Linked DNA regions of Mus musculus: region 1 is linked to region 2. The links are chromatin loops, found by intact Hi-C in ENCODE. Cell type or tissue: heart. All regions are shown on one strand. Each heading gives the region's core, and the rest is flanking DNA. Links, peaks and the distances in the headings are about the cores only.

Region 1 (15,845 bases), core at 3,519-11,518, 130 kb before region 2:
ATGCAGTACCTGCAGAGGCCAGAAGAGGGTATCCAATCCCCTGGAACTGAAGTTTCAAATGGTTGTGAGCCACAGTGTGGGTACTGGGAATTTATCGATGTCCTCTGCAAGAGCAACAAGTGCTCTTAACTACCAAGCCACCTAGCCCCTTGCAGTTTTGCTTTTGTTTAAAGCTGCATTTTGCTGTCCAGCAGGAAGGGATATTTTCTATAGCACATGTCTCCATCAGACATTTGGCCTTGTTAGTGCGGACACCATAACCCTTTAGGGTAGATAGGAAACAAGGCACAGAGTATCTCTTGGGGTAAATGACCTTCTCGACGTGACGCTCATTACACTTTGGAGAAGAAACAAAGGTTTCACTCATGGCAAAACTCACACCCACCACAAAGCAGGACACTGGGCTGAAAATACTTGAGAGTGAACCTGAGTCTCTAATGAAACTGTGTGTACTTTTCTCTTCATTTCTCCGTAAACAACACAGTACAACTACTTATAGGGTATTGCACATTTCGAGCGATTCAGAGATGATTTAACATATGTGATAGATGTGACCGTGATATGTAGTATGAAGTTACTCTCTGAACTTCCGTGTCCATGTGGGTAGGGTGAAGGGGTGGGTCTTAGAACCAATGTCCTAGACATGTTGATATAAATATGTCAGATATAAAAATAAATCTTGAGAACTAAAGGATTATAAAAGGAAAGGATATAAAAGATATATAGCAGACTATAAAAGGAGAAACTATAGACAACATACCACATATTAAAAAGATATACAACAAAGAGGACTATGCTAAGTACAGGCTCAGTTCTGAGGGATGGGATATCCCTCAGTTATATCAGAAGACACATGCACAGGCTTCCCTGCCTAGTCAAAGTTCCAGGTTAGGTCTGCAGAGCTATGCTCTCTATGGGAGACCCAAAGACTTTACAAAAATAAAAGCTAAGCACAAGGAGCAGGCAAAAGTCCATCATCGTGATACACAGGAGGGAAGGGACAGGGCCATAATGTGGTCTCCAAGCCTGAGTGAGACCCAGCAGGTACCTCCTCCCCCAGAGACTTCACTCCCAATGAAGTTGTTTGGTGATGAACATATAGCAATTAAGTAGCAGAGAGGCAGTTATATGACACAGAAGCTTCAGCTGCAAGAAAAGGCAGCATAAACACAGAAGATCTGAGCAAGGGTCATGGTCAACCCTTCCGCCAGGCAATGAGGGGTCAATAGTGAATAGGCAGGGACATTGACAGGTCAGAGGAGACAGGGAGGATGGAATACCAACTGGGCCGGAGACTGCAAAGGCATCTTAGCACATTTGAAATGTCCACCCAAAACCCAACTTACTGTAGGTCACAGAGATCAACCCTGGTACGATTTATATGAATAGAAAAGGGAGGTATCGTAGCCGGGTGGTGGTAGCGCACACCTTTAATCCCAGCACTTGGGAGGCAGAGGCAGGCGGATTTTTGAGTTTGAGGCCAGCCTGGTCTACAAAGTGAGTTCCAGGACAGCCAGGGCTATACAGAGAAACCCTGTCTCGGGAAAAAAAAAAAAAAGGAGAGAAAGAAAGAGAGAGAGAGAGAGAGAGAGAGAGAGAGAGAGAGAGAGAGAGAGACAGAGAGACAGAGAGACAGAGAGACAGAGAAAAGAAAAAAGAAGGGAAGGGGAGGGGAGGGGAGGGGAGGGGAGGGGAGGGGAGGGGAGGTATCAGAGGGCAGTGCTATTTTGACACAATGTGCTAAAACGGCTGCATTTGAGTTTATAACTCAAAGTTGCTCGGGCATACTTTGGTCAGTTCTGCCTATCTTTTTACTTAGGATCTTAGAGACTTGTGGCCAGCTTGAATCTTCTTTATGAAGAGCTCCCCACCTTAGGAAGCCCTGTGGTGGAAGAGTGCACGTTTCAGCTTTCTGGTGCCATTGGTGTTCTTAACCAGTTCTAGATTAAAACACAGTAGCGAAATAGTAAGATGTAGTGGCTAAAACTTAAGACGTGGAGCTGAATAGCTTTAACCAAAGGACAGTTTGCATCACATGAAGAGCATTCAGGAAAAGATTCATTAAATTAGCCAGCAAGAAGTAGTAGTGTGAGCCACAGAATCATTCCTCCTATGTTACTCAAAGGCCTGGAGACCCAGCGCTTGTACAGCTGAATAGGAGACAATGAAAGTCCAGGAAGCCAGCTTGGCTGTCCCTTCTCTTCACAATGGGAATGCCAATGGGGAGGGGACAGAGGTCAAATGATAAATTAGCTCCCTTGCTTGTCTCCTTGTCTGCTGCTTTGAGGCCTGCTGGGAACAACAGCAGCAACCATTCTGACTGTCTGGCTGATCAGGCTACCATAGGCAATAATATCAGTCTCAGAGGGTGAAGAGACCAAGTATGTCACACTGTCCTTGGGGGCATGGCAGCCACAGTTAACACCCTCAGGTGCTTTGTGAGTATACAGACTGTGCCATGAGGAATAAACCAATCAGGACGTGGTGCGCGCCCAGATGCCTGAGGTCTGGAAGCATCTAGCCAGGCTCAGGGGCAAGCCAAGTATCCAAGGGAAACAGGAGTACTTCCTGTTGGTCAGTCCTTGTTCCCTGCAGCCCATCCAGGCAATCAGCAAAAAGCAGAGCTGAGGAGCTCATCTGAACACACTAAGAAACCAGGAGAAAGGGGTCCGAGCAGAATGGAGCCACATGGACAAAATGGCCACTCACAACTCTTCACTAATGGGTTAGCGGCCATTACGTCGGCCATCAACATGGCCTCTGCTTGGCCATTACACAGGCCATCAGCTCGATCTTTGCTTGCTTCACTGTACAAAGCCCTACTTTCATTCAGCTTTAAAATTAATGTTTGTATCTTTTGCAGAAAAGTACAAAACAGTAACGGACAATAAAGAAAAATGTTACACACTAACAAAGAAAAATTCCTAATCATTTGGTATCCTTCCTCAAGGGGCATAAGTGGTGGGGGTGGCTGCCTTGCTGGCCATGGCTTGGCATTTTGTCTCCACTTGCTGGATAGAGACAGTCTCTTAGTGCACCACACGTTGGGAGGCTAGCATCTGAGGTGGCCTGCAAGACTGCCCACATGAGCACCAAGTGGCTGTTTTAGTGAAGATCAATTTGGTCACATTAGTTTCTTCTCCTGCTGCTGGATGCCCTTGCTCAATGGCCTGTCACTGAAGAGAATCTCAGAACCGTGGCCCACCTTGGAACATAGTATGGTTGCAAAATTTAAGGTTGGCTTCCTCTTAGCATGATGCTTTTAAAAAAGCCTGTATAACAAAGTACTCAGGGTAAAAAAACAAAACAAAACTGTGATAGTCTTTAGAAAATTCTGCTACTTCTATGCCAATTTGAGGAAGGCTTTCAATGACTAATCCTATCATGTACACATGAATGTGTGTGTGTGTGTGGGTGTGCGTGTGCGTGTAATTTCTCTCACGTACACAGAGTCACTTTTATAAATGGGTAATAACTACACAGTGAAACTTGACAGTGTTGACAAATTTGTTAAAATAGAAAATAAAACCTCTCAAAGAGTTTGCAACTTTCCCCTTATCTCTGCAGAGAACTCTGTTCTCTGTAGCCTTGAGGGCCACAGACTTGAGGACAGGAAACACAGATGGGAGGGGGTAACCTGCATCCTTCCTCATCAGGAAAGTGGAGCTTACACCTCACCATAGTTCTTTTAGCTGTGTGACTGGGGTCCATGGTAGGGTTTGCAGGGCCAAACAAACATCAGGCACCAAAAGTATCTAGGAGCTATGACGTGGATACCAATAGGATGAGACCAGAGGGCTGCAGTGAGCACACCCTTGGTACCATCATTCTGTCATAGTGCCTGTGAAGGCCCCCAGGAATGCTGGAATTATTATACTGGGCAAGGACTCATGAGGCTGGGTTTCTAAACAGTCAATTTGGCAAGCCTTGGGACATGGCCACAGCCTTGGTGAGCCAGGGTTAGGTCATTAGACCAGCCTTGCTACAAAGCCTTCAGAAGACCTTTTTTTAAAATGGGGCCAGGAAGGATGGACATCAAGGAGAGCAGGATGGACTCCAGAGGAAAACAGCTGCTGCTGCTGCAGAGGCTGGGTAGGGATGCCTGCACTGGGGTACTATAGAGAGGCTGCTGCTGAGCTGGGGAGCTGCCTGGGCCAGGAGAGGGGAGAAGGTGAGGGCTGCTTATTTGTATATAACAGGAACAAAGCAGAGGCTGAGTCCATTCCTTTGATTCCTCTCCCATTGGGGAAAAAGCCTAATTCTGAATTATGTTCAGCATCATGTTAGCTGATGCCATTATCTTGATTAATTCCCCAACTACTTACTGGTAAGGATTCTCTCTCATTAAGAGTATGTCTTCCATAAATAACAAAAGACAAGTACTTTATTAGAGAAGAGTCCGCTATTTCACGGTTTGGGCAGAGAGGGACAAACTGAGCAAGCCTTTTGGCTGTCCCAGGATGGCCTGCTCCTCTAACTCGGGAAACTGTTCAGAGAATAGCTCCTCAATCATTAAAAGTCCATTTAAAGGATAGGTGGAGAACACATGAACATACATACATTCATGCATGCATATACATGCATATATACAAGTTTTATACATTACACACACGCACACACACACACACCATGGTGCAGCCTTTCCAGCATCATATTCTCTAAGACTCACTTAGGACTCCTGTCTCCCTGTAAATGAGCTTACTGTTCATAAGTTCAGCTTCTGTCTTTATATATAGTATACCAATACGGCTTGGTGCCATCAGAGGCTTCTGTCAAGCTGTGTGTTCAAGAGCTTTCTAGAGAGGGGCTCTAGAGGCAGAGAAGGGAGCCAGAACTCCTCTAAGGAGTCAGCACGCATGATACTTAGGCCTGCAGGGCCCAGATGTGCAGCCCGGGGTGTGCATCTGCTCAGATGCTGCTGTGCTGCGGCTATGGGTGTGACGGAGTGGTCACTGTCTCAGCACAGACCTCATCTAAATCAGGATACAGGTCATAGGACCTCCGTGGGGGCCCTGGAAACATCAGGTGAAGGTAGCCTCCTGTTGCCCAGGGCTCAGGATGGTACCTGCAGCTACTGGCTCACATTCTTTGAGAAAATCTCTTGAAACACTGGGGTCCAAAGATGCGGGCAGGGCACTGGGCTGTGGCTGTAAGGTTGGCAGGCAAGAGCTAAAGCTGTTGCCAGTTACCATAACCTGGTGAAACAGGGTCTGGACCACCACCTTCCAGTTTGCAGAAAGTTAAAGCAGGCTTCCCCTTTGTTATGTGTGGCAAACAGAGCAGCTTCTAGGACAGGCAGGAGGGTGAATTTCACACTGCAAAGGCCTAGGGCATCTGAGCTGGCAGAGAGGGTCATCAGCAGGCACCAAAGCAACAAGAATTTTCTGGAGTTTCTTTTCGTACATGGGTTTTTAGTGAGGAAGCACTGTAAGACGCACATGTAGCTTCAGGTGGCCTGGCTGCTTACTATGAATGTCTAGCAAACTATCTGATGCTTTCAGCATGCCAGGTTTGACTGTATACTGCAAAAAGCCCAGAGATAATCTCAAGTGTGGAGGAAATGTGGACAGGCTGGTGAGAAAGGGGCTCACGGGGCGAGAGCTATGGTAGGAAGGTCATGGCTGGCCAGAAGCTGAGGTGGTAAATTAGGCACAACTCACAAGCTCTGAGCAAAGATATGTGTGGCCTTCTTTCTCCCTAGGAACCCCGAAATGTTTTCCATCTCAGAATAGAATATGAAGATCCACAACCTCATCCCATGTCCCCTTGCCCCAGAGTCTACCCACAGGCTGGAAGAAAAGGTGGGGCCAAATAAGCACAGGCAGCCATATTCCTTGGATCTGCCTACCACGCATGGCACATTTGGAATCAACACAACTTGGCCATACAGTCTAATGATGAAGCCCTTCCCATCCCAGTTCACGGAGGGGCTCTTCCATTATAAGGGAACCAGCAACCAGCTGGCTTTACCCACTACCTCTGGATTTTCCCAGCCATGCCTGGGTGGGAGTCTCAACAGGACGAGATGCTCAGGGAGTAGAAGTGCTTGTGTGGTTATGGGGGTACCTGCTGGCAGTAATGAGTCCTGAGGGGACTCAGAAAAGGGCAGCAAGCACAGGGCTGCAGACCCCAGCATGTGTGAGACCAGGGACCAATGATGAGCCTGGGCCATGTGGCCATGAGGGTCTTTGTGAGCCAGCCTTGGTAGGAGAATTTCAAGAGCTGCGTCCTATGAGCTATGAATAATGACTGGTCCTTTTACAACAGACGATGATTTCCAGCAGAAGCCATCCAAGGAACGAACTTTAACTGAGCAAACTTTCCTCTTGCTTACTCCAGGGACGAGGTCTAGCTTAGAGCGCAGCAAAGAGAGGAGGAAGCCTGTTCAGGGACACAACTAACGAAGCACACACTGAAGAAGCAATTCTACCTCAGAAACATGAAAAACTCAAGCCGGCAGAGATGTAGCTTCAGGCATGCTAGCTCTGACCATGAGCTGATGGATGAAATATACTAAGGGCTCTCTACACAGCTCACAGCCGTAGGCCCGATCTGTGCCCTGCACGTGAGGGTGCTAACCCCAGATGCAGCCCCAGCCTCCCCAAAGAAGGCTGGCTACTGTAGTCTGGGTGCTGTGGTCAGCAGGACTTCCATACTTAACAACTCCAGAAACACATGCTCATAACCCTTGCTGATGAAGCGCAAACTATAAAAATACCAGGAGTCATTGCGTATGTGGAATCAGTGCCACTAGGTGGCAGCAGAGCACCATGGCCTGCTCACGCACAGCAATCTCCCTTTCCTCAAAGTCAAAACTATGCCCTGGGCTTTGGCTACAGCCCAGCACTGAGCCCTCACAGCACCTGCCTCTATAATTCTAATGTGAACAGGAATCACCCACATTCCCATACTTTATCGCCCACAGCTATTTCTAGCTCCCAGGGCAGAAGTGAACCACGCTACAGAACTGAAACTGTTTCCTTCCAGGCTAGTCTAGAAAGTGTGTGCTGGCCTAATTCATCTCAACAAGGTGTCACAGTGTTTGCGTGACTTCAGTCAGTGCCCATGGCCTGTTACCACTTTCCCGGATCAATGACGCCTTTCTGTGACACCATTCACTTTCACTGTAGGCAGCACCAAGGCCCAGTCTTGCTATTTGGGTGGGGGTGGGGTTCCAAAGCATCAAAGACCGAAGTGGCAAAATGGAATGTGGAATAGTGGGTACAGTTTTCTGATAGTCAGCCCTGCCTGGGTCAGCAGGGTATGTTGTCCCTGTGGCCGTGGTACCCTCAAGGCTTAGACATTTATGACAATGACTGCTGGAAATGTATGGTTCAGGCTGTAGGTCCAAGATGCTTGCTGAGCAAAGCCCACAATTGAAAGGGGAACTGAGAGGGATTCTGGGTTCCATGGAAGAAGATCTTACAATGTGTAAGGAACATTCTCTCAGTCCTTGCCTAAAGGGGCCTAAAGCAGAAAGCAGAAAGCAGTCAATGTTGGTCTGCAGCGACTGCTAGACGCCCATTTCAGGGGACCTAAACACGATCATGAACCCCAACTGATGTGACCAGTGGAACTCTTGCCCCAGGCTGCTTCACAAGGCCATGGTGCTGTCATGTAACAGCTGGACATTTCCACCCACAAATAATCATAACACTGGGGTGGAGACACTTGCCAGGCACCAGAACCACGCACTTTGGTTTCTTCCTTGGTCTTGGACAGGAAAGGTCAGGTAGGATCTCTGAGGACCACACCCACTCCAGACAAATAGCCCCTGGAAGAACCGCAGCGTCAGCCTGCCGTTGGGGACTTAAAGTCACAGAGACAAGGGAACTTAACCCCTTGACAAGCCCACGCTATTTCTACTGTAAATGGATGGACAGGTCAATGACACACCCATCCACCCAGCCAACATCCAAGTGCCGGTGCCATTGGAAGCACTGAGCCAGATGCAGTCTCTGCTGTGTCAGTACGGGTGAGAAAGTGCATGCATGGGTCAGCCTCTTGGCCTCACCAGTGAACAACATCCAGAACAGTCTCTCTTCGTGGGAAAACTAACAAAATCATGGCCTCCCTCGGAGATAAGGGAGCCCTCCTTGCTGTCCCAGTACAGTGTTCAGGAAATATGATTGCTTTTGTTAATTTTGTTGTTGTTGTTTGTTTTTTGTTTTTTTTTTTTTTCCGAGACAGGGTTTCTCTGTGTAGCCCAGGCTGTCCTGGAACTCACTTTGTAGACCAGGCTGTCCTTGAACTCAGAAATCTGCCTGCCTCTGCCTCCCAAGTGCTGGGATTAATGGTGTGTACCACCACTGCCCAGCTGCTTTTGTTAATTTCTGATAGACTCCCCCGTCTCTTTTTCTCCTCCCTCCCTCCCTCCCTCCCTCCCTCCCTCCCTCCCTCCCTCCCTCCCTCCCTCCCTCTCTTCCTTTCTGAGACAGATTTTCTCTGTGTAGTTCTGGCTCCCCAGGAACTCGCTCTGTAGAGCAGGCTAGCTTCAAACTCAGAGATCCACCTGCCACTGCCTCCTGAGTGCTGAGATTAAAGTTGTGCGCCACCACCACTCGCTGTCTTTAACAGACTTTCAAAGATTAGTTTTGGCCTCACAAGAGACTGGTACCCATGTATCCTCTTATACACTCACAGCCCCTCCATTATCAACACCTCCCACCAGAGGACCCTTGCTATCACCAACTATGATATATCGTTCCCTTTGGAAATACATTCTCCATCAGGATTTATGCCTGTTGTATATTATTCAACTTCGGGAGAAGGTATAATGATGTGTACCCACGATTGCAGTACCACATAGACTAATTTCACGGCACTAAAAACATCTCCGTAATCTGCGCACGCATCCTTCCCAACCTCAACCTCTTGGCAATCACTCACATTTGTTCTGTGTCTGTAGCTGTGCTTTTTCTAAAACAGCACGCGGTTGGATCATACAGTTCTTGGCATATTCTTTCACTCGGTACTAAGTATGATTTCTTCATGTCTTTGAATGATTGGCAGCTCAGTTCTCTCTAACACTGAAAAACGAACCATATCGTCTGAATGTACCATAGTTCCCTATGGCTTCACTCATTGAATTCACTCTTGTTGCATTTACACTTTTGGCCGTTATGAGTGAGGCTGCTGCACATCCATGTACAGACTTCTGGACGGGCATAGCTTAGCTCATGTGCAGACTTCTGGATGGGCATACCTTAGCTCATGTACAGATTTCTGGACGGGCATAACTTAGCTCATGTACAGACTTCTGGACGGGCATAGCTTAGCTCATGTACAGACTTCTAGACGGGCATAACTTAGCTCATTTGGGTTGATATCCAGGAGCCTAATGGTAGCGTTGTAAAATACAATTGCCATTTGCAAGAAACTCTTCTTCATAAGTGACAAATAATAAAGTCTTCCTTCATAAATGACTATGAAATTTTGTTTCTCACTGTGGAGAACAGAGGAAGGGAGACAGGAAGAAGGATGGGGAAGGAGAGAGAGAGGAAGAGAGAATGAATGAATGAATGAATGAATGAATGAATGAATATGAATTCTCAGTGCTCCATACTTCTGCCAATGTGTGATATTGTCAATGTTATGTACTTTGGCTATTCTGGTAGCTGTGTAGTGATATCTCATTTTAATTTAATTTAATTTCCCTAATGAGATATAATGTGGGAAATCTCTTTCATATATTGGCTACATAAGTATCCTTTCTGGTGCAGTAACTGAATTGAAGAAGTTTTCCCTGTGTTTTCCGTCATAGTCCTGTAACAGCCATTTTTTTATAAATATTTCAGTCCGGGGCTCAGTTTTTCACTCTCCTAACAGAATCATATTCTATAAAGCAGAAAACTTCTACCAAAATTAACCACTTCTTTCCCCCCATAAATTGATACTTTAACATCCTCTCAGGAAAACTAAAAGCCATCTTGATTTTCTCCTATATGTTCCAGTTTAGTTTTGTGTTTTACATTAGGTCCATTTTGAGTTGCTGTCTTTTGGACGGAGGGGCCTGTAGATGCCAGAGTTTCCCAGCTGCTGTCTTGCCTAAGTGCACCAAAGATCAGCTGACTATATCCATGTGACTTACTGCTGAGATCTTCTCAGTTATGAACTTGTCTATTCTTTTACCAACACAATTATTATCATCATTACTGTAGTTTAAAGTCTTTAATTCCATTTATTGATTAGTGTGTGTGCACACACACGAGTGTGGAAATGTGTACACACTCATATCAAGGCACATATGCATAGGTCAGAAAACTTGTGGGAATTACATCTCTCCTCTCTCCATGTGGGTCCTGGTGATTGAACTCTGGTCATCAGGCTTGGTAGCGACCTCTGTTGAGCCTGGGGGTGGGCGATCTCTCCATTGACCCTGGTGGTGATCTCTTTCTGCTGAGCTCTGTCATCACGTTTTAGAGAATGTTTTGAAGTCAGTAACATCATTTTGCTGTGTTCCTCTTTCCTCCACTGGACTGCTCTGGGTCAGTTCTTTCCCTAAATAAACTTCAGAACCACTTTGTCAGTGTCCAAAATAGAACTACTAAACATATTTATTTTATTGGGGTGACTCTACATCAAGTCATGACAAAGTGACATTATCACAATATTGAATCCAATCCTTGAATATGGAATATCTTTCCATGTAGTTAATTTTTCTTTGATTCAGTTATCAGTTTTTTCTAACAGTTGGCCACATATAGATTTTGTGTGTAGTGTATGCATGTGTGTGTGTTTGCTTAAGTATTGGGGGGTCCTGCTAAAGTGGTATTAGATTCTAATTTCAATTCTGCTTGTTTATTACTAGCATATAGTACTTTGACTTATTTTTGCATATTAATCTTATATCTCAAACTCTTTCTATAATGATCTCTTAGCTTTGTGACTTTTGGGTAGTTTTTGTCTGCTTACAATTTTTAATCTTAAATGTCCGCCTGAGGCCTGGATGCCAAAGGCTAGACTGGCAGCCTGTGGTTCTACTGGGAGGTGTCGGAAGCTTTAGGAAGTGCTTGCTACCTAGTAAAAAGATGTTAGCTCACTGCAAGTGTGCCCTTCAAGATAACTGGAACCTGGTCTGCTCTCCTCTCCCCTCTCTGTCAGACAGCCTAATTTTCTTCTCTAAGAAGTCACCTTGTTTTCAATCTTTCCTTATACTTTACTGATTCATATCACTGTGATTTAATTTTCATCTAGTTCAAAACATTTCTGAATTTCACTTTCTCATTCCCTCTCTCTAAAGACCTTCTAACATCACTTAAAAGGCAGGAGGGAGGGTCGTGTGGTTCGGAACAAGAGCCACTCTGACCCAGTGAGCCCTCTTTGCTGCCAGGCCCTTTCCTCCTCCCTTCCGGCCCACGGTCACTTTGTGGAACAATAATGTGGGCGCAGGGAGTGCTTGCTACTGGAAATGCTTAGAGCAAGAGCTGTTTTCTAGCTTGAGTTCTGAACTGGAGGGTCATCAAAATAAATTCTAGACAGAGATAAAAATGAAAAATAATATGTAACTACAAATGTCATTTGCATTGGCGACTTTGCCGGCTGCTATGATAAATTACCCTGATAAAGAAGAGAGGGCTTAAGGGACAAAGAAGTCTACTTTGGCTAATAATTAAAGGCACAGGCCATCATGCTGGGAAAGTACGGGTGGCTGGCTACACTGAATCCTCAGTCCGGAAGCAGAGAGTGACAGCTGCCAGTGTCCAACTAGCTTTTTTCTTGTCCATGCAGTCTAGACCTAAGTGCAGGGAATGGTCCTGCCAATTTCGGGGTGGGACTTCCCACCTCAATTGACCAAGATAATCTCTCACAAGCAAGGCTGGAGGCTAAGCTAATCCAGCCTGTTCCACGCAGACCTGTCCAAAGGCTTGTCTCCTAGGAGATCCTAGATCCTGTTGGGTTGGTAAGCCTTATTAACTTCCGCAATAGTCAATGTTTCTAGAGCACTACAATGAACAAACCCCCTATATATCTTGATCAAAAGTAAGAACTCATAAATGGAAAGCGCTCCCTGGAAATTACCTTCTAACCTGTGACTTTCTCAAAAAGGAACTGGCTGTGCTCACAAATATAAAACTCTCAAAAGATGAGCAGCAAGGAAATTCAGGGATCCTAGAGCAGGCATCATCTGTATGAGAAGGATGCTGGTTACAGTGGCATCTAAGAAGCAGATGGCAATGCCAACACAGATCCTTGGAGGACAGAGCCTGCCTGAAACCCTGGGTCAACAGACAGGAGTAGAACCTGGCACAGATGCACTCTGGGAGGCAGTGACCAGACCTGGGACCATGGCCATTGGAGGCTTGCTCTGCAGAGAACCTCCCACTCCTCCTCCCACTGCCAATCCTGTGACTCAATTCCTCTCAGTTCGGGCTCTTCATTCTAAATGGGGATCATGAAATATCCACCTTTCAGGGCTGCAGGAAGTACTCTATAATTTGCAAAATGGTACACAAATAGATAAATTTTCCTCACACAATCCTAAAGTAAAAATAGGAGACAAGAGAGGCATGGGAGTGCGTTTACTATCTTAATAGCGAATGATTCCAGGATGCCACTGTCTGCTGGCAGAGGGGAAAAGAACGGAAGGTATTTGTGGTGCACTCTCGATAACACGCCTCACAACCTGACCTCTGTTTCTCTTCTTCAGATTGTGGGGTCCCCATGGCAGCCCAAGCTCTCTTCCTTGCCACAGTTCATAACCACTTGAAGAAGCCCAGATATCAGCGATGAGTCCCTCCCTCATCTATGTGAATCTGTCACACCAGCACTGTGACCATATCTTTACCTGGCCTTCCTTCTCCTGCTGGTTATCAGATGGGTCACACTTACTCTGAACAGGGTTGACACCTATTGAAGAAAAATTATCCCAGGGACATTGTCCCTGAAGACATGAAGGAGGTTTTCTTGATGTCTCTTCATGCCATCTTGCCAGCTCTTCTCTAGGCCTCCTAGTTTCTAAATGCACAGGGAAGGCAGAGGGAGCTGCCCATCCTACATGCAGGCAAGATCAGATGCAGGGATGAGGTACACCCTACCTGGCCAAGGTCATGTCAAGAGCATTGGTGTTTGCTTCAACTGCAGACAAAAGGGGAAACAAGTCACATCCTCTTCAAGCACTCCTAGCTCTACATTGACCGACCTTTAGAGCTGAGAGAACTCACTTCTAATCTTGGCCACACCTTCCGCTAGAAGCCTATCAGAGGACACAGAAGAAGGAAGCCTTTGCTCTGCCTGCTTGCTCTTGCCTTGCTAGCAAGTCCATTCCTTCACTGGCATTATCGCCTACTGGCTCAGGGTTCCAGTGTATATTGAAGACCAGCTGAGGCATCTAGCCTCATGGAGTGAACTACTGGATTCTTGAAGCTTGCACTGATAGACAGCCATTGTTGAACTAGCTAGACCACAGCCTGTAAGACATTCTAATAAATCCCCTTTATCTATATCTATACCTATACCTATACCTATACCTATACCTATACCTATACCTATACCTATACTCTATCTACCTACCTACCTATCTATAGATGATAGGTGGAATAAGACTCATTTTGTAAGTTCTGTGACTCCAGTGTCCACTACTGGCTGGTCTGTCTGAAGTTAAGGGTTAAGGATCTAGGGGATTCAGAAGGAAAGACTCGGACCCCACTGTTATCTTCCTATAGTCCAGTTCCAAATTCTTCTTTGATACTACTACCACCCATCCAGAATGCTCAAATTAGTTTCCTTCCATTGATCTACCTTGGATAGAGGGAGCATTTAGCTTCCCATGCATGCAAATAAAAGGTCACAATTATGCCTTTCTTGATGGGAGCCAAACCCCTAGTAGGGGACACCCTTAGGCTGTGCATTCTCAGATGGGCACAGGCCAAAACTGAGGCAGGTGTCCCAAGACTACAGTATGATGATGTCCCATGTGGCCACCACGGTGCCAGGATAAGGATGACCAAGGCACAGATATATAAGGAATACCTTGGCACAGATACCATTGTGGGAGGGGAGATGCAAACTACTTCCCCACAATAGGGCTGTGTATCACCACAGGGTCAAGACATGACAATCTTTGCTGGCGGTATCTGACATCCTTTGTTAACCTTCACTGGCAATTTGATGGAGTTTAGAATTACTTGGGAGATATTTATCTGGGCATGTTTTTCAGGGTGACTTAAGGAGGTTTAACTAAGAAGGAAGGATCTAGCCTGAAAGTGGGTGGTGTCATCCCATAGGCTAGCGTTCCCAGACAGAAGAAAAGACAAGAAAAAGAAGGGGGGGGGAAAGGGAGGGAGGGAGGGAGAGAGGAAGGAAGAAATAAAGGAAGAAAGGAGAGAGAGAGACAGAGAGAGAGGAAGGAAGGAAGGAAGGAAGGGAGGGAGGGAGGGAGGAAGGGAGGAAGGGAGAGAGGAAGGAAAGAGAGAGAGAGACAGAGAGAGACAGAGACAGAGAGAGAGACAGAGAGAGAGAGAGAAGTCATGAGGAGCAAGCCAACAAGCAAGTTCCTCCATGGCTTCTCCCTCCAGGTTTCTGTCTTGAGCTCCTTTCTGCCCTGACTTGCCTCAGCGATGACTTGTAGATGAAATATACCATTCTCTTCTATTGGAATCTTTTTCTCATGTGTTACACTTAGAAACCTGTTCCTTGAACATCCCTCCTATTGTGTATGCACCTCTTTTCCATGCTTTTGGCTTTCTTCAAGCATGTGACTTGAGCTTGGCTGTATTCACACTCCTGCTGAAGCCTCAATCTGCCCGCCCTCTCCTGGAGCCCATACAGCTTGATTCTGTCCTCAGGGAGTGGCCCCAGCTCCTCTTTGGAGTTACAGGTGGCTGAGCACACTTTTTAACGTCAGGGCACAACCCATCGTCTGCTTTCTCAATGTGACTTGGGGGTGCACATCTCAAGCTTGCTCAAGAGCACTTCAGGGTAGAGAGCTCGTCCTTCTCTCCCACTCGCCTGTGCATCGAGGTCTTGTTCTTTATAGCCTCTCTGCAATGCTCACAAATATTGTTTCAGTCCATTAATCCATATTCCTGGTCCTCTAACTGCAGACATCCCTGCCCCTGCTGTAGCTGCTGCTTAAATATATATGTCTTTTATGAAGGTTTTTTGGATTAAGATGACAGTTCCTAACAATCTTCCTGTTGCAATAAACCACTAGAAGACTCCTGGGCACTCTCTTTAGGCTCAAAACTCCCATTTTAAAGTATTGATGACATTTCAATATTGGAGTGCCACATAAGGCCTGAACCTACTTCCCAGCCTCACCTAAGGAGGGTACCACAAAGGCCAAGTGGGGCTGAAGGCTGCTCGCCTTGAGGTCCAGGCACAGAAAGGAAGCAGGAATCCAGTCAAGTGACAAAGCAAGAAGCTGGGGGCCAGAAGCATGGCTTTGGGCTGGTGATGGACCCAAGGGCCCAGCTCCCACAAGTAGCTCAGGCTCAGAAGTGAACTGCACATTGCTCTTGGGATCAGAGGCTAAACCATGTAGCTGCTCTGAATTTATTTAAGACTTAGCCAGCAATTTTTCCGTTGTCTGTAATTACCCCGTGCCACTACATAGCACTTGCTGTGTAGTTAACCAGCAATAACCATGGAAACCAAGTGCTGTTCTTGAACTGGAAAAAGGGGGGGGGCAGGGGGAGTTGCTTTTTTGTTTTTTGCTTTTTTAATTTCTTGGTTGTTTTCTACTTTGAGAGAAGTTAAGCTACGACCGCCAACAACTGGAACAGAAGCCAGGTGTGACATCCTGCCTTCTGCTATATCATCTCCTCGGGTTCTAGCTGTCCTTGCTCAGATGTCAGCTCTCTTACACCCATTTGTCACGTGTTCTTACATGTGACAAATGGCCC
Region 2 (15,845 bases), core at 4,733-12,732:
TCAATGTGGTACATCATGACAAAAAAAAGCATATCCCAGGAAATGAATGATAGCTTAAAATTTACAGATTTAAACTAATTTTTATTTCAGTGGAAATATAAAGAAGAAAAAAATTTTAAATGTTCTAAATAAGTATATTTGAAATATTAATAAAAATCAAAATATATTTTTAGTTTCTCTGACACAGGGTCTCACCATGTAGTCCAGTCTGGCCTTGAGCTCAAAATCCTCCTATCTCAGTCTCCTGAGAGCTAGGATTACAGGCATCTGTCATCATGCCCGATTGACTGTTTAAAAATACTTTCGTCAAACTATTAGTACAAGAGACAATCCATAACCCAAGAAAAGGAATCTACTAAGATATAAAAGCAAAGTTCACTATCAAACTTCTAACAGGATTACTCCTAAAGTGAGACAAAATACAAAGTTAATCTTCTTCAGTTTCCAGGAGCTTTGACTAGTACTCCATCAAAAGTAAATAAATTACTTAAGGGCTGTAAACAAAGAAATTAAATTAGCATTGGGTATAAATAAATCACACACATACACAGAAGAACACCAGGCATTGTGGGACATGCAAGTGGATTTCTGAGTTCAAGGCTAGCATGGTCTAGAGAAAGTTCCAGGACAGCCAGGGCTACACAGAGAATCCCTGTTTTATAAAACAAACGAAACAGAAAATTCATTCACACCATGTGTGAAATTCGGTCTGTTTCAAAAGTAGCATTGCAGATCACTGGGAAAAGGGTGATAATAAATGGTAATTGCACAGTTAGGCATTTTTTAAAAAATTCTAAAAGCAAACCTCTACCTCACAATGCATATAAAAATCAATTCCAAGTAAAATATAAAAGCCAAATATTTCACCTTTTTAAAAAGAAAAGTCTGTCTTATAACTTTCAAATTACACAGATTCCTCAAAAAAGGCCCAATAGCCACAAATCATAAAAAAAAAAATGGATGAATTTGGCTACATTAAAATTAAACATCTATTCATCATAGCAACATTTTTAAACTAATGATAATAATAATTTTAATAATCGTGGGATAAAAGTAGAATCAAAAATATGTAAAGAACTCCAAAAAAGGCACAAGGGCACAAATCAGGCAATAAATAGATAAATGATATAAGATTACAATTTTTAGGGGAAAAAAATCCAAGTAGAGAAAAAAAAAAAGGGAGATGGGGTGGTAAAAATCATCACTCACTAGTAATCAGGGAAATACAAATCAAAACTGTGAGATATTTCAGACCTACCTGATTGGCAGCACTATTATCTAAAGATTAAAGAATGCCCGAGGCTGGGAATCAAGCTTTTGGAAAGTAATTGACACCAACAACAGGGGCTGCGGCCCATGGTCTCAGTGGTGTGCACGAGGACAACTGTCTTCCAGGGGCCCAGCACAGAGCAAAGGTGAGCCGATGGAGCATGGCACTCTGCAAGCAGAGGCTGAGCCAGCTGCAAGGACTCCGGAGACAGAGAGGAATTCAGGTCACACAACACTGCCTCACATACCCACATCCTGTTTGGGAATAAAAGCAGGCATCACAATCATGTTGACTTGGGGCAAACTCCCAAACAGCAGGAATCACCTCGTTTTCTAAGGCCAATCTCACTATGTGACTTTCTCCTGAAACTTGACAGCTAAGAATACACAAAACGGTCCCAGGCTACATCAGTTTCCTGACCCTGCTGCCGCCGCAGCCGATCTCCACAAGCATGTTAGCTTAAAACATCACCCTTGGTTACCCTACAGTTCTGGAGGTCAGCAGACAGAGTCGTGTCCCACTAGACTAAAATCTAGGACTGGGCTCCTTTCTGAGACCCTTCCTCTTCTTTCCTTTTTCAGGGGCTGCTACATTCCTTGGCATATCCTACTTTGCCCTCAAAGCTAGTGATGTAATCTAAAGCCCTCACCTCACATCACTCTAACACTGACTCTTGTGTTTCCCTCTTCCACTTTTAAGGATGCTTGTGACAACCCAGGATCACCTCCCTATTTTAAAACCAACGGATGAGCCACCTTTTTCTGTCTGCTACCCAATTCCCCTGCCAAGCAACACAACACATCACAGGCTTTGGCATGAGGGCATAGTGTCCGGAAGCCATCATTCTCCTTACCACACAGCCCATCCCTAACTCACCAAACATACACACACACACACACACACACACACACACACACACACACACACCCCAGAATCCCAACTCCTTGGGAATACCCATACACATACCCTCCCACTTCCATATCAACGCTGTCTTCCAGTCACACTAACCTCCTCATCTTTTTCTAATCAACTTATTCCATCTGTGCCCAGACATTTACAACTCATCCTTTAAGGCTTAGCCCAAAGGCTGCTTCCCTCTCTGAAACCTTTGGATTTTCCAAGCTTATCGCCCCTCAGCATACCCAGCAGGCTGCTCATCCCAACAGCATCACAGTGTAGCCACGTGCAGCCACCTGTTTACAATTTACATGCTCTTCCTCAGTACCAATGAGGGACCCTCTATGACAAGAACTGTTTCACTCCCACAACAAGCTCCCAAATCACAACACAGGATTTAGCAAGAATATGCGTCCTTGTTTTAAGTTTCTCAGAGTACTCCTGAAACCTGGATGAAAAGGGAATCCCATAAGAAACACAAAAGAAACACCATAAGAAACTTAGGACCAGACAACCAGTTCAGGTAATTATTCCAAAACCCAAAACCATCTTCTCAGCTTGATGCTGATGATGAGCAACCTTTCTTTACCTGGTACCCAACCGCCCTGGCAAGCACCATAACACACGACACTTACCACTGTGTGAAAAACTGTATACAAGTGACACCTATCATTTCTTACTGCTAACCTATGCAACAATTCTAAAAGAAACCAACAAAATTATCCACAAGAGAAATAAAGACTTTATCCGGTATGGTTTACATTCCTCAAAGTTACACACACAACATTAGATGTTGCTCACCATGAAGTGAATGCTTGACAGTCACCAAGACTCACGTTCTCAGCCTCTCTCCAGGGAAGGCTGAGAGAGGTGTGAGGGTGTTACAAGTGGCACTGTTTAGGGACACGCTGCCCTGAGAACAAATACCTGTACATATTGCAATCAAGGGCCCTTTTTTGTTTGATGTTAGTTATTAAGAAGACACACACTTGTTTAATTTTAATGCTCATTACTTGACATCCCTAGCCCAAAACTCCCCACCTGGAGAGAAAAAAAAAATCACTTAAAAATGAGAGACAATTGTTTGTTAAATGGAACCTATTATTCAAGTCCAGCAAAGCTATCCTGCCTAATTTTTCTTTAATAATGTGAATTCTGAAATTATTTTAAATACAATTCCAAAACCCATTCTCATGGAACAGAAAGTTTGAAGGAAACCAGGGATATGGGGGTGGGGGGGGACACACACGACTGGTTCAGTACCATGGACAGCGGACCCACAACTTGTCAGAGTCCTCACTATGGAGGCTAAAGGCTGCCCCAAAATCTACAGCCTTTCAGCAAATACTTAGAGTGAGGCAATTTCAATGTGTGAGCAGGTGTTTTTATTATATTCCAAAGCACTCGTCTCCTTCACCAAGGGTATATACAACATACATCTACCAATTTCCTTCAGACATCTCATTTACAATAAAGCTCTGAGGTTTCTGTGCACACAGAAATGACTTTGCCCCGGACACACTGGTATAGATCCAGAACTCACAGAAACAGATACAAAATCCAACCTCTATTGTCTGAACCGTTCCAAGGACCTGATGGAACTTTTACAATTTACACGCGCAGCAGGCTCTCCGGTATCCACCAAGGCGGAAAGGACAGCCTCTTTAAAACAGCTAACATGGCCTGGTTCAGCGGTACATGCCTACAGTCCCATCATTTGGAAGGCTGAGATAGGAAGAAGATCTCAAGTTTCAAGCATGTCTAACCTGTGTCGCATTGGCCATATGAAGCCAAGAATAGCCATAAATGTGGCTCAACAAACTTTAAAATTACAAACTTTAGAATATTATACAATTTTTTTAGGATTATTTTGTAACTCAATCGTGAAATTATTGAGCGCGAAAAACTTTATAGATGATAATGCTGTCTCACAGTGACGTGCTTGGAACTTAGGCAGATTTCTGAGTTCAAGGCCAGCCTCGTCTACAAAGTGAGTTCCAGGACAGCCAGGGCTATACAGAGAAACCCTGCCTGGAAAAAAAAAAAAAACAAACCTGAAAAACTCATCATAAATCTATGCGAATTTTCTTCTACCTACAAAAGAACATTACTGGGGCAACACCAGCTCTGAATTCCAGACATAGTGTCTGACCCTTTCCATTCTAAAGACCCTGTTTCTAACAAACTTATTTGACTACTGAGTGAGTCTGTCTTCGCACATGTGCACACAGACAAGGCAAAGTACTCCTGTGAGGAGAGAGATGGTGGCCAGAGGACAACTTTCAGGAATCAAGTCACTCTTTCCACCAAGGGCTCCAGGGACTAAACTCAGATCATGAGGCATACAAAGCAAATGCTTTTACATGCCACGCTGTCGCACCAGCCTGGAAACTTCTTTTCCCAAGCTTTACAATACTAAGCTCTGACTGTGTGCATGAAGTTATATAAATTCCAAAGTGTGTGCACTGAACAAGCATCGTGTTAATATTGGTACCTACACACAAGCAAGAGAGGCTTTGGAGAGAAGGGAAGGCCTCAGCTGAACTTGTAGCTAGAAGATGGAGCTTGCTGAAGGACCTCAAGTCTCAAGACCACACGTGGAGATCCTCCAGCCTTTCTTAAGTTCCAGCCATCTCCAGAGAATACTGATGTACACACACCCCTCTCTGGAGCAAAATGGTCGTATCAGATGTTAGATAATGAACTGTCTTTGTTGTGGGGACTGGGGGTCTGTTCTCCGCAGAGACACAGCCTGCAGTTTTTCTGGAACTGAAATCACAATTAAGTCCAAAGAAGAGAAATGGGCCACAAGTTTGCATCAGAACGGGAACTAAATTTCAGGAAGGCTGTATTAGAGAAATGGGCTCAGAGGGAGAGTATGGATGCTAGCTCTGCAGTCTGGCCTCCAAGGGTCTTTCTCCAAAGCCCTGCCACCCAGAATGCCTTTTGGTGAGGCACTAAAAACCCTTCTCGCCGGTCGTGGTAGAGGCAGAGGCAGGCGATTTCTGAGTTCGAGGCCAGCCTGATCTACAAAATGAGTTCCAGGACAGCCAGGGTTATACAGAGAAACCCTGTCTTGAAAAACCAAAAAAAAAAAAAAAAAACCCTTCTCAACCTACAGTGCCATCGGTTCGCATACAAAGCTAATGAGATTTAAAAGTCCGTAGTGCTGCAAAGAAAAGTAAAAAGGAAATAGCCAATCCTGGGGCCCACCTTCCATTAACTTAAAATTCTCCTATACTAACAACATAGTGCAGAATAAGAAGCCAGACAACTTCACACTTCTACTAAACAAAACACTTTGGGGACAATAAGAAACAGTTCTGGAACACACCTCTTTCCCAAAACAGAAAATACGGCCATCAGAGAGAGAGAGAGAGAGAGAGAGAGAGAGAGAGAGAGAGAGAGAGAGAGAGAGAGAGAGATTGAGAACCGGCGCCTGTCTAGTCTACCTGTTCAGGCTCTAATGAATGGTGCGGGGAAAACCTGAGGAGAACTGAGAGGAAAGAAGAAAACAGAAGACCACGGTGGAGGGGAGAGGAGAAAAGGCCGCACCCTGCCCTCGCCCCACATCCATCCTCTGGGCTTCCTTTTTTTTTCCTCCCCAGCTCGTCTCAATCACAAGACATCCGTCTAAGCCTTGCAAGTCCCAGTGAGATCACAGCTATTGTGTGTTGACCCGAAAGCCTGCAGCGTAATGTGCCCACTAACAACTTCTGAATTTAGGGAGGGAGTAAAGAGGCCTGGGTTTTCCTGAGTGGCTCTACCCCGACCCCCGACGTAGGCCAGGGCCAGTTACCGTCAGACTTTCACAAGGACCCTAGGCCGTGCCTGAATCCAAGAACAGGCAAGACCATGCAGAGCTGGAGAGTGAGCCCCTCACTGGAAACTTCTGTCTAGGACCCTGTTCTGGCCCCAGCTCCAAGCCCAAGGGGCTATCAAGAACTACTCTATTCCGGGAGCCCGACCCTCGGCCCCACACTTCCCCACCCACCCACCCACCTCTTTCTCCCTCTCTCTAAGTAATTCCTGCCTCAGCCTAGGACCCCGGTCACAGCCTGGGAAGCTGCTTCCCTTGACCCTTTGCTCAGCCTGATACACATGCCTCTGGGATTCCCATCTTCAGTCCTCCGACCATCGCTTTGGCCTGGGATACCCCCACCCTGCTTTAAGCCTGGGACTCTGCACTAAGCCCTGGAACCTCAGCCTTGAGCCCTCAGAGCTCGGTACTCAGTCCTAGATCCCCGCCCTCAGCCTAGGACCTTGGTCTTGGCCTGGGACCCCTACCTTCAGCCCGGGACCCCCGCCCTCAACCTGGTACCCCCTATTCTCTCCCAGGACCTCCGCCCTCAGCCTGGGACCCTCACCTCAGCCTGGAATCCTCGCCTCAGCTTGGGACCCTCGCCTCAGCCTAGGATCCCGGCCCTAGTACTGAGATCGCCAACCTCAACCCTTCCCCCAGGATCCCCAACACCCCAGCTCGAATGAAGTTTTCTGACTGCGAACTGTCCGGTCCTCTGGCCTTTGGAGGGGTCTCGGCCGGCCTGGGACGCGGCATGCGAGCTACCTCCGCGCTGGACCCCCCCACACACACTTCAACCCGCCGCCACTCACTCACCTGCCCCGCCGCGGACAGGGAGGCCGCGGACCAGGTAGAGCCTATGCTGCCGGTCGGGTGGGGCAGAGGAGGCGTACACGGCGCGACGCGAAGCCCGATGCGACCCAGCGGCGGCCGCGGCGTCTCCTAGCTCAGGCGACGGTAAGCAGCGCCTCGAGCTCTGGCCGAAGCACTGCGCGCGGCGAGGACCCGCCCCCTCCGTGCAACCAGCCACTCCTGCGCAGCCCGCCGCCTCTGGCCCCGCCCCCGCTCAAGGGCAGGGCCTGAGAAAGCGGGCGCCGGGAGCCAATGGAGCTGCGAAACGGTGACCATCACAGCCAATCAGGGCACGGAAAGCTCTCCGGCTAGAAGCCGTTTAGCGTCGAAGGGCGGTTAGGGTTGGGCGGGGCCCCACTCTGGGGCTGGGAGGAGGCGGGGCTTCTGGAAAGGTTAGTCAACTGGCGGGGGCGGGGACAGTACGGGGCGGGGCCAGGGCCGGGCCTGGGGCGGGGCCTCCAGAAGGCTAGAGGGAAGGGAGTGGATGCTTGGTTGTGAGATGGCTGCGGGGCCTGCATCCTCTGCAAGTGTTTGGCACACGCAGCTAGCGGGAGACTGCAGACACCCAGTCTCGCACGCGCTGATATTCTAGGGAGGTCAGTTGGACCCACAGCCTTCGCGACTATGTGGGCCTGATCCGTTGACCGCAGCCCTTCGCGGGTGCCCCTCTCTGCTTGGAAGCCTTTGAAAGCCAACACAGCCCAGACTGTAGAACTTGTGTTTAGGTTCTGGGCCTGCACACCTGTCCACAAGCGATTCAAAGCCGATGGAAGAACTGGCTGTGGTAGTGGCTGTGGGAAAACATGTCATGTTGTTGTTGTTGTTGTTGTTATCTTTTGTGCACCTTTCCTCAGAGGTGTCCTGCTCTATTTTGTGTCAATTAACTATCGTTTTCATCGGACTAAACTTCCTTCATCTGATTGCTCTCTATTAGCTTAGGCTTATTCCTTTCTGCACACCACGAAGGTAAAGGAACCAGGCCAACTTGTAATTCCAGTACTGATAGAAGCTGCGAGTCCTGGGAACTCTGCCTTCCATCAGTACCTAGATACCCAGGAGCCCAGGGTCATCCTTCCTGGCTTCCTGAAGCAACCTGAACCAGCCAGAGAAGGCCTCTTTGGACTTGGAAATCAAGCTTTGCCCTTCATAGGTGGAGAGAGTGATCCACATGTTTACCTCCAGACTTTCGAGAAGCATCTCTGGGAAACAGAGTTGCTTCTTTGTTGTCATATGAACAGACGGGTGAGCAGAGAAGTGGGTTGAGGGTGACATTCTAGCTGAGATGACAAAACTCATCCCGCCCTGAGCCTCAAACCCACCAATGACTCACTTCGGTGCCAATAACGATATATCATACATGCAAAGGGGTGTATACATAGCTCTGTCCCCTCATCCCTCCACCTGTTACAATCACGATCTCTATGGTAGAGTCAGGAAGACTCCGTAGGTCTGAAACCTCACCATAGTAACCAAGTAGCTCTTGGGAATGCCCAGAGTCCTGTGAGTATGATGTCCTGGAATCCACTCTGAAGGGAAAAGTCCTGGTCCCCTGTAGCAGACATATACAGTAGTCACTTGGGATCGATGAGTCAGAAAGGAGTGTGCTCTTATTTGTCTTCAAACATAACCTGTGTGATTCAATGACAACCTCTGAAAAGAAAGGGCCTGGGTCCGGGCAAGCAGGAGCTGTCAAAAGCCTTACCCAGCAGCTAAGTGCAGCTGCAGCAAATCACGAACCTTTACCTGGAGAATCTAGAGAGCATATGGACAGCCTTATCGCACATTACTACACCTTAGCCCTGTGCTATGGTAGAGAGGAGGGCGGAAATTTGGAGGAGGGCATGTCAGGTAGCATGCTAGGAGTCCCTGAGACAAGGACTTCCCCTAGGAGACGAACACAAGGGATTGACATTGAACCCAGCAGCAGTACCCAGACCTAAACCAGGACTTGAACTAAGATCCAAAGTGTCTCCAGGATCAGCTCGGGCCATCGGCCTCCTGGGCTCTGCACAGTGGCTCCGGAGGCTGGAGCTGCATTAGGCTCTGTCGAAGCACCCCCCCCCTCCAGATTACAGGTTGCCAGCCTCCTACTCTACTCTCCAGGAGCCGTGGGGTTTGGGGGGAGGGCTCAGCTGCCTACATCTCCTCCTGGAAGACACACTTAGTCATTAGGAGAGTAATGATAGTGTTTTCAAGGCAGTGTGTTGGACCCTAACAACTTTCAATTATTTCCAGTTCCTGCCAACCCTGGGAAGAGAAAAAGCGGTTCATCTCGGAGCCCCACCCTTGACACGAGAGACAATTGAGTAGGCTCTTCCTTCCATATCCCAGCAGATCTTTGAGAGCTAGGGCAGGCAGCCCCGCCCCTTGGCTGTGTGGCAGCTGCTTGACCCATTACCCTCCCTCCACACGTCCCGCATCCCCTCCGAATGCAGGCTTCCTGCCTTCCATTAGCACTACCAGTAGCTGTCAGCGTGGTCCTTCCCAGGAGAAGTGCACCCGGGGGCTTGCATTTATAAATAACTCCATGGTATCTTGTTGGGGTGTGGAGAGTGGGGAGCAAAGGAACCTTGTAATTATCATCTGCTTACTGTGATGTCAGACCAAGCCCTAGGAAGTCTCTGAGCACTTGGTCCTCCAGATTGCCGCACATGTCCCTGCCACCAGAGAGCTGGGGGACCACAGTTTCCAAAGGCTGGGACATCTGGAGGGGTGGATGTGGAGGCCCCCTTTAGCTCCACATTAGATGGCGCAAAGTGCCGGTAAAATAGTTACACACAGAAAGCAGTCAAGACGGTAATTAATGTCAATTCCTCTGAGACAAGCAGGCCTCCCCCTCCCCCCTCCCCCCTGGTGGAACACAGCCCAAGCCCACACCAGCTCAACAGCTGCAGCCCCTCCTGTTCCTGTTCAGGCTGTCAGAGCTACGGGTGGGCAGAGAGCAGAGGGACAAAGTGTGGGGCAGGACCTGAAGTGGCCTCTGCTGACCTTCAGCTGGACTCCACTTCCTTGCTGAGCCTTCCTGGAGCAAAGGACCCGCCCGACCATCAGAACCACCCTCTGCACTAGGCCAGGAACAGGAGCAGACACCTCACCTAGTGGAAAACCAGAGAAGCTGTACATCTAAGCCCCTCTTGCTGAGGGGCGCATCTCTAGCTGTTTCTACTACTAACTCCTTCCCTTCACCAAGAGAGCTGCTGTGCTCTCTCTCTCAAAAAAAAAACCTGCCTGAGCTAAGCAGGCTGCTCTTAGAGAACTCTGGGAGCCGGGAGGGTGTATAGGGAAAATCAAAAGACAAGAAGCCAGTGCTGTATTGGATAGCCTGTTAAAGAACTACAATCACCAGCAGCATCATAATCACAAGCATCACCACCATCACCATCATCAAGACTGAGTCCTAGACCTACCTTGTTTAACTTAACCTGGTTAGTCCTGAATCTGATTGTTACTGAGTGGGCCAATTAAGGGGCTCTCTTCTCTCATCTTGCCTCACTGCCCAGTGTGAGAGGCAACAGCCACATGCGACAGCCACATGCTGCCCTCACTTGACAGGATCCTGTCCTTGTGACCGGGGATGGAGTGCTACAGAGGCTGCTCTCACTGAGGGGCCCCCAGCAACATGAATTGAAGCCACATTCACCCAGAGACCTCCAGGGGAAAGGCAGAGAGAGCCTCCAGTTCTCACAGACACAATCTTCTCTCACAGCTGGTGTCGTAGCTTGTGTCTCCCTCCTTCCAGGGCATGGTTCTGTGAAAGTTGGTGCTTTCTGCATCCTGAGAAGGCTCTGGTCACCTTTTACCTTCCCGTATTCCTCCGGCCCCAGTCCTAGAGGAATCCACAGTGAGCACAAGGACTGGGGACCAGCACTGCATTACTGCCTGCAAGTGGCTGTGCTTTGCTGGATGTTTCTTCTACAGGCAGGGAAAGAGTATCAGGGTCAGGAACATGGGTCCAGCCAAGCAGGAAACCTTACAGGGTGAGGAAAAAAATGGCTGGCCATCGGTGACTCGCGTGCAGCTTCCAACACCCAATTGTGAGAAGGACCTGGGTAGCACAACTCGCTGTCCCCAGTGGATGACAGCTAGTGCTGTCTTCCGGCTCTCGGCACTCATTCCCAGAGAAAAGTGAATCAGCAGCCTGCCTTGAAGTAGTTCCTCTGAAACAGAGACTTCTTAGGCCTTGGAACCTGCATCACTGCTGGAGAGAGACAGAGACAAAGAGAGGCAGAGGCAAGCAAAGACAGACAGACAGACTTCCTCACTGCAGTCAAGCAGTTCCAGTCTCCTCCTTTTTATAAGCAAGGTTTCTTATGTGTTTGTGTAAATGGGAGAAAAGCCGAGTCTCCGTGCATGCCATGTGGAAGCAGAGCCCCCCCCCGGGGTCAGTGGGGCTTTATTTCGGGAAGACTTTCAGTGCAAAGGCAGCCAAACACCCCTCCCCTTCTCTGTGCCTCAACTGATGCCATTAAGACTAAAATTAGAACCACTCTCTGTTTTAGTCATGAGCCCCGTGGCACCCACCATCCTCCCCCTCCCCTCCCCGCCCCAAACGTCCACTAGGTAATTAGAAAGATACCGGAAGGGAAACGCGATGTTTCAGACTCCAGATCCTGAGGAGAGGCTGAGCGGACCAGAGAGGGCAAGAGCCACGCGTGACCCCGGTTTACCTGCACGCAATTAAGGGTCAGAACAGACTTTCACTCTCGCGTGCTGCTTTTTAAAATTAGAGGCCTCTTAGACTTCAACTGATGTGACTGTCTCTAAGATCCACGGAGGATTTAAACACGTAGGACTATTCAGACGATCCCTATAATAGAAAGAAGCTGGCTGGGAAGAGGTCCAGCCCTACCAAGACTTTACCAATTTTTCTCGGTAAGTGTGGGTACAAGCTACTTCTTCATAATCAATGGTCTCCAGAGGTTTAAGGTGAAAGTTCAACAATATGAATGACGAAAAAAATAAGCCTTGAAAAGGGAAAGTTACACGCAGGGTACACAGGCCGCACAGGGCGAACAGGCCACGCTAGGAAGGAACACATTGGGAGCCTAGGGGGCCTTCCCTTTCTCTCCCAATTACAATTTCCATCACCATGATCCTGGGTCCAGCAAGTCCATGCCTTCAGGATCCTGACCTAGCCAATAGGAACTTGTCTGACCCCCATCGACGAGGCTAGGCAACAAAGCAAACCATTAAGAGATCTACAGGCAGGCTGGAGAGAGAGATGGCTCGGTGGTTAAGATCTTGCACTGACTGCCCTTCCAGAGGTCCTGAGTTCAATTCCCAGCAACCACATGGTGACTCACAAACCATCTGTAATGGGATCCGATGCCTTCTTCTGGTGCGTCTGAAGACAGTGATGGTGTGCTCACATATACAAAATAAATCTACAGGCTTTCACCCTGGTTCCCTTCCTGGACTCACATCTGAAGAAAATGCCATAGGGAAGCTTCCTCCTCCATAGTGACAGTGGCGATCACGTGACATCCACCACGGCCTCCAGCTCCTCAAGGACTTGAGCAGCACCAGAGACCCTAGAACCCTAGACTTATAGCCTCGCGTCCCACTGCTGCTGACCCCTACTCAGTTCCTAAAGAGATAAGCGGCAGAGGAGGCACTTATCTTCAGCTTTCTATTCCCAGGCCTCAATGCCATCTGCTGCAGCTCAGAACCGGGGTCGGAGTCCCTCCAGAGGGCGTGCATGTGCGCACGCATACGCATGCGCACATGCACGTACAGACCGCTAGACAACCACCTGGCCAGTTTGTGTCCTCAGCACCTTCCACTACTCTTCCACTCTTTGATAACTCCAACCCCCTCTATCTCAGGTCCCAGAAAGATCAGTGACACTAGCTCCTCAGGCAGTAAGATAGATAAGGGGCACCTGCCTTTCCCTGGGGCACTAACAAGGTACAAAGCATTGTTAAAACATTGCTAAAAATCTATTAAGATCAGTAGCCATGATGGTACACACTTTTAATCCCAACATTTAAGAGGCAAAGCCAGGTAGATCTCTGCGAGTTCAAGACCAGCCTGGTCTAACTTGCAAGGTCCTGACCAGCCAAGACTACATAGTGAGACCATATCTCAGGGTGAGAAATAAGATCATTTTTAATGCTTAAGCTTATGTCATATGCACTCCTATTGAAATATATTTTCCTGTAAATAAGCAAAGATGATGGAGATAGGCAATTTGACTCCATAGTTAGCAGCTATTGGTCTCTCCCTTATTCCCTTTTGCAAAATAAGGAACAGTCTCGCAGCCAGTCAGATTACCCATATGCCAACACCAGCCATCTTAAACATCCTGCAGAGGCCTTGACACAACTTTACAACAATCACAGCTGATTGCCAAGGCGATGTAACCTCTTCCCAGGCTGTCTGAAACAATGTATGCCCCATCTTTTTGCTACCACAACCCTACATCATTCTGCAAGCATTCCTACCTTTAAAAAAACAAAAACCAAAACCAAGAACTGATCCCTGGTTCTCTATTAGAGGGATCTCTGCAACCTCTACAAGCCAGGCTGTGATTGGCCAAAACCAAACGCATCCAGGACTGTGATTGGTGCCAAACAGCAAGACGTTGATTGGTCCAAACACAAGCTGGCTAGCTCTAAAAAACAAGGTTGTGATTGGTCCACAGCTGTGATAGGTCCACCTCCAGCTTTATAAGCAGGCTTCTCCAGCTCCCTGAATGTGCTGGGAAATACTCCCTTTGCTGTCTCTCACAATATGTTGCATTAAACCCAATAAAAGACTTTATCAAATTCTTCTTCCTGTCTGCTTTCAGAAACGTGGACTGAGCTGGAAGCCTAAAGAAGTGGGAAGAAAAAAAAAAAAAATGGTGGAGACGGCGGTGATCAAGCCAAAGAGCGAAGCTACAGAAGGAGCAAGGCACCTGATAGTTTGACAGTTGAGAAGGTAGCCGCCCCTGCCACACGCCCAGCTAAACCACCATTCAAATACAAAGACCAAGAATGTGTTACAGACCGCTCTGAAGTGACCCTGAAAGTGGCAACCCAAGGAAAAGGAGCTGAGGCCCAAAGGATGATGTGGTTTCAGAAGCCGCAGGGTGAGCTTTCCAACCGTGACTTAGTGTGTGTCCACGTTCGTGTGTTTGTGTGCATGTGTAGTGCCCTGTGTAGATGCATGTGGACAGTAGAGGTCTTTTTCAATCCCTTTATGTCTTATTGGTTTTTTTTTTTTTTTTTTTAATTAACTTACTGCGTGTATCTGGGCGGTGTATGGGCACAGGGGCCATGGACCTGTGGGGATCTGAGGACAGTTTGTGTGGAGCCAGTTCTTTCTTCCCTTCTACCTTTATGCTGGTTCCGAGGATCATGTGGCGGCTCGCCCCTTAGCCATATCACCTTATATCTCGGGTATACCAGTATACCCGAGATATAAGATACAATTTGCAAAACACATGAAACTGAAGAAGAATGAAGACCAAAGTGTGGACACTTTGCCCCTTCTTAGAATTGGAAACAATCACCCATGGAAGGAGTTACAGAGACAAAGTTTGGAGCTGAGACAAAAGGATGGACCATCTAGAGACTGCCATATCCAGGGATCCATCCCATAATTAGCCTCCAAACGATGACATCATTGCATACACTAGCAAGCGTTGGCTGAAAGGACCCTGATATAGTTGTCTCTTGTGAGACTAGGCCGGGGCCTAGCAAACACATAAGTGGATGCTCACAGTCAGCTATTGGATGGAGCACAGGGCCCCCAATGGAGGAGCTAGAGAAAGTATCCAAGGAGCTAAAGAGATCTGCAACCCTGTAGGTGCAACAACATTATGAACTAACCAGTACCCCGGAGCTCTTGACTCTAGCTGCATATGTATCAAAAGATGGCCTAGACGGCCATCACTGGAAAGAGAAACACATTGGACACGCAAACTTTATATGCCCCAGTACAGGGTAATGCCAGAGCCAAAACCTGGGAATGGGTGGGTAGGGAAGTGGGGGGGAGGGTATGGGGGACTTTTGGGATAGCATTCTAAATGTAATTGAGGAAAATACATAATAATAAAAAATATTTTAAAAAAAAGAACCATATCACCAACTTTCCGCCTTATTTCTTTTCTATTATTTATTTTCATTTTATTTTATTCTATGTATTTGCCTACACCATGTGCATTCCTGGTACCCACAGAGGCCAGAAGAGGGAAGTCAGACTCCCTGGGAACTGGAGCCAGCCTCCGTGTGGATGCTGCAACCGGATCACCGGTCTTTTGGAAGAGCTGACTCCAGCCACCCTCTGCCTTATTTTTGAGACAGGTCTCTTCACTGAACCTGGGAGGTTACCAATCCAGATAGGCTTCCTGGTCACAGAGTCAAGGGACGCTCCTGTCCTCATTTCCCAAACAATGGGATCATGGACATACAGTTTCACACCAAATTTTTTTGCATAGGTACCAGGGATTTGAACTCCAGTCCTCCGGCTCATAGGCAAGCACTCTACCGACTTAGCCATCGCCCTAACACCAGCTTTGCTCCTTCGAAACTGATTACATCTTGTGTCTGGTCAGAGCAGTGCAAAGCTGACACAACATGCAAGTCATTTACAGGGTTCCCTGCATAAATCCCTTCAGACTGTATGAGTGTGAACAGCCGCCGGCAGCTAAGCAAGCAGTGACTGGTATGGAGAATTTGAAAGGAAGCATGACGGTTGAGGCTGGGCTGCAGGATGAATCCACAGAACTTCTCTTCAACCTCTGCTTGGGAGAGCCCAACAGTGCTAACTGACTAGAGCTCCTCACTGTCTGGAGGTGGGCCTGTGTCTACTCCTTAGGGCCACAGACTGTCCCTCCCTGCAGATGATCTAGATCTCTCCACTTCCCATGCCAGCCCTATCCTTTCCAAAGGGCTGACCTGCCTAGCCAAGCCTCTCCACCACTCCTCAGAAACAGCCCACCTCCAGCCAGCCACAGGCCAGGGGAGGGGCTACTCAGTCTTTGGATAGTGTGCTTGCTCAGTTGCCAGGACTTGGTCTAGGGACTCAGGCTAGGATCTA

Evidence for each region. Peaks named below come from ENCODE experiments on the same cell type or tissue, not always from the same donor. Only the 100,000 strongest peaks of a DNase experiment are listed, where the experiment ranks them.
Region 1: a loop joins it to region 2, with 2.5 times the contacts of the local background. A loop is called at or near these places in 5 of 42 quality-filtered maps.

The regions. Positions count from the first base shown.
Region 1 is chr10:76,829,120-76,844,964 of GRCm38, forward strand. The region is part of intron 2 of Pcbp3 (poly(rC) binding protein 3); the gene reads right to left. Among named protein-coding and RNA genes, the nearest start is that of Col6a1, 110 kb to the left of the region's middle. In heart, for the core only: no CTCF peak of the experiment used is centred there; a DNase peak (open chromatin) is centred at 6,742.
Region 2 is chr10:76,954,963-76,970,807 of GRCm38, forward strand. Pcbp3 (poly(rC) binding protein 3) reads right to left here and starts at 6,985. Exons shown (of 16, transcript NM_021568.2): 1 at 6,786-6,985. Gm35664 (a long non-coding RNA gene) reads left to right here and starts at 7,179. Exons shown (of 2, transcript XR_380584.1): 1 at 7,179-7,213; 2 at 7,414-7,640. Gm35721 (predicted gene, 35721) reads right to left here. Exons shown (of 5, transcript NR_168652.1): 4 at 11,398-11,488; 5 at 10,130-11,019. In heart, for the core only: a CTCF peak has its summit at 6,946; DNase peaks (open chromatin) are centred at 6,359, 7,059, 9,219 and 9,779; H3K4me3 peaks cover 2,388 bases; H3K27ac peaks cover 3,245 bases; H3K27me3 peaks cover 585 bases.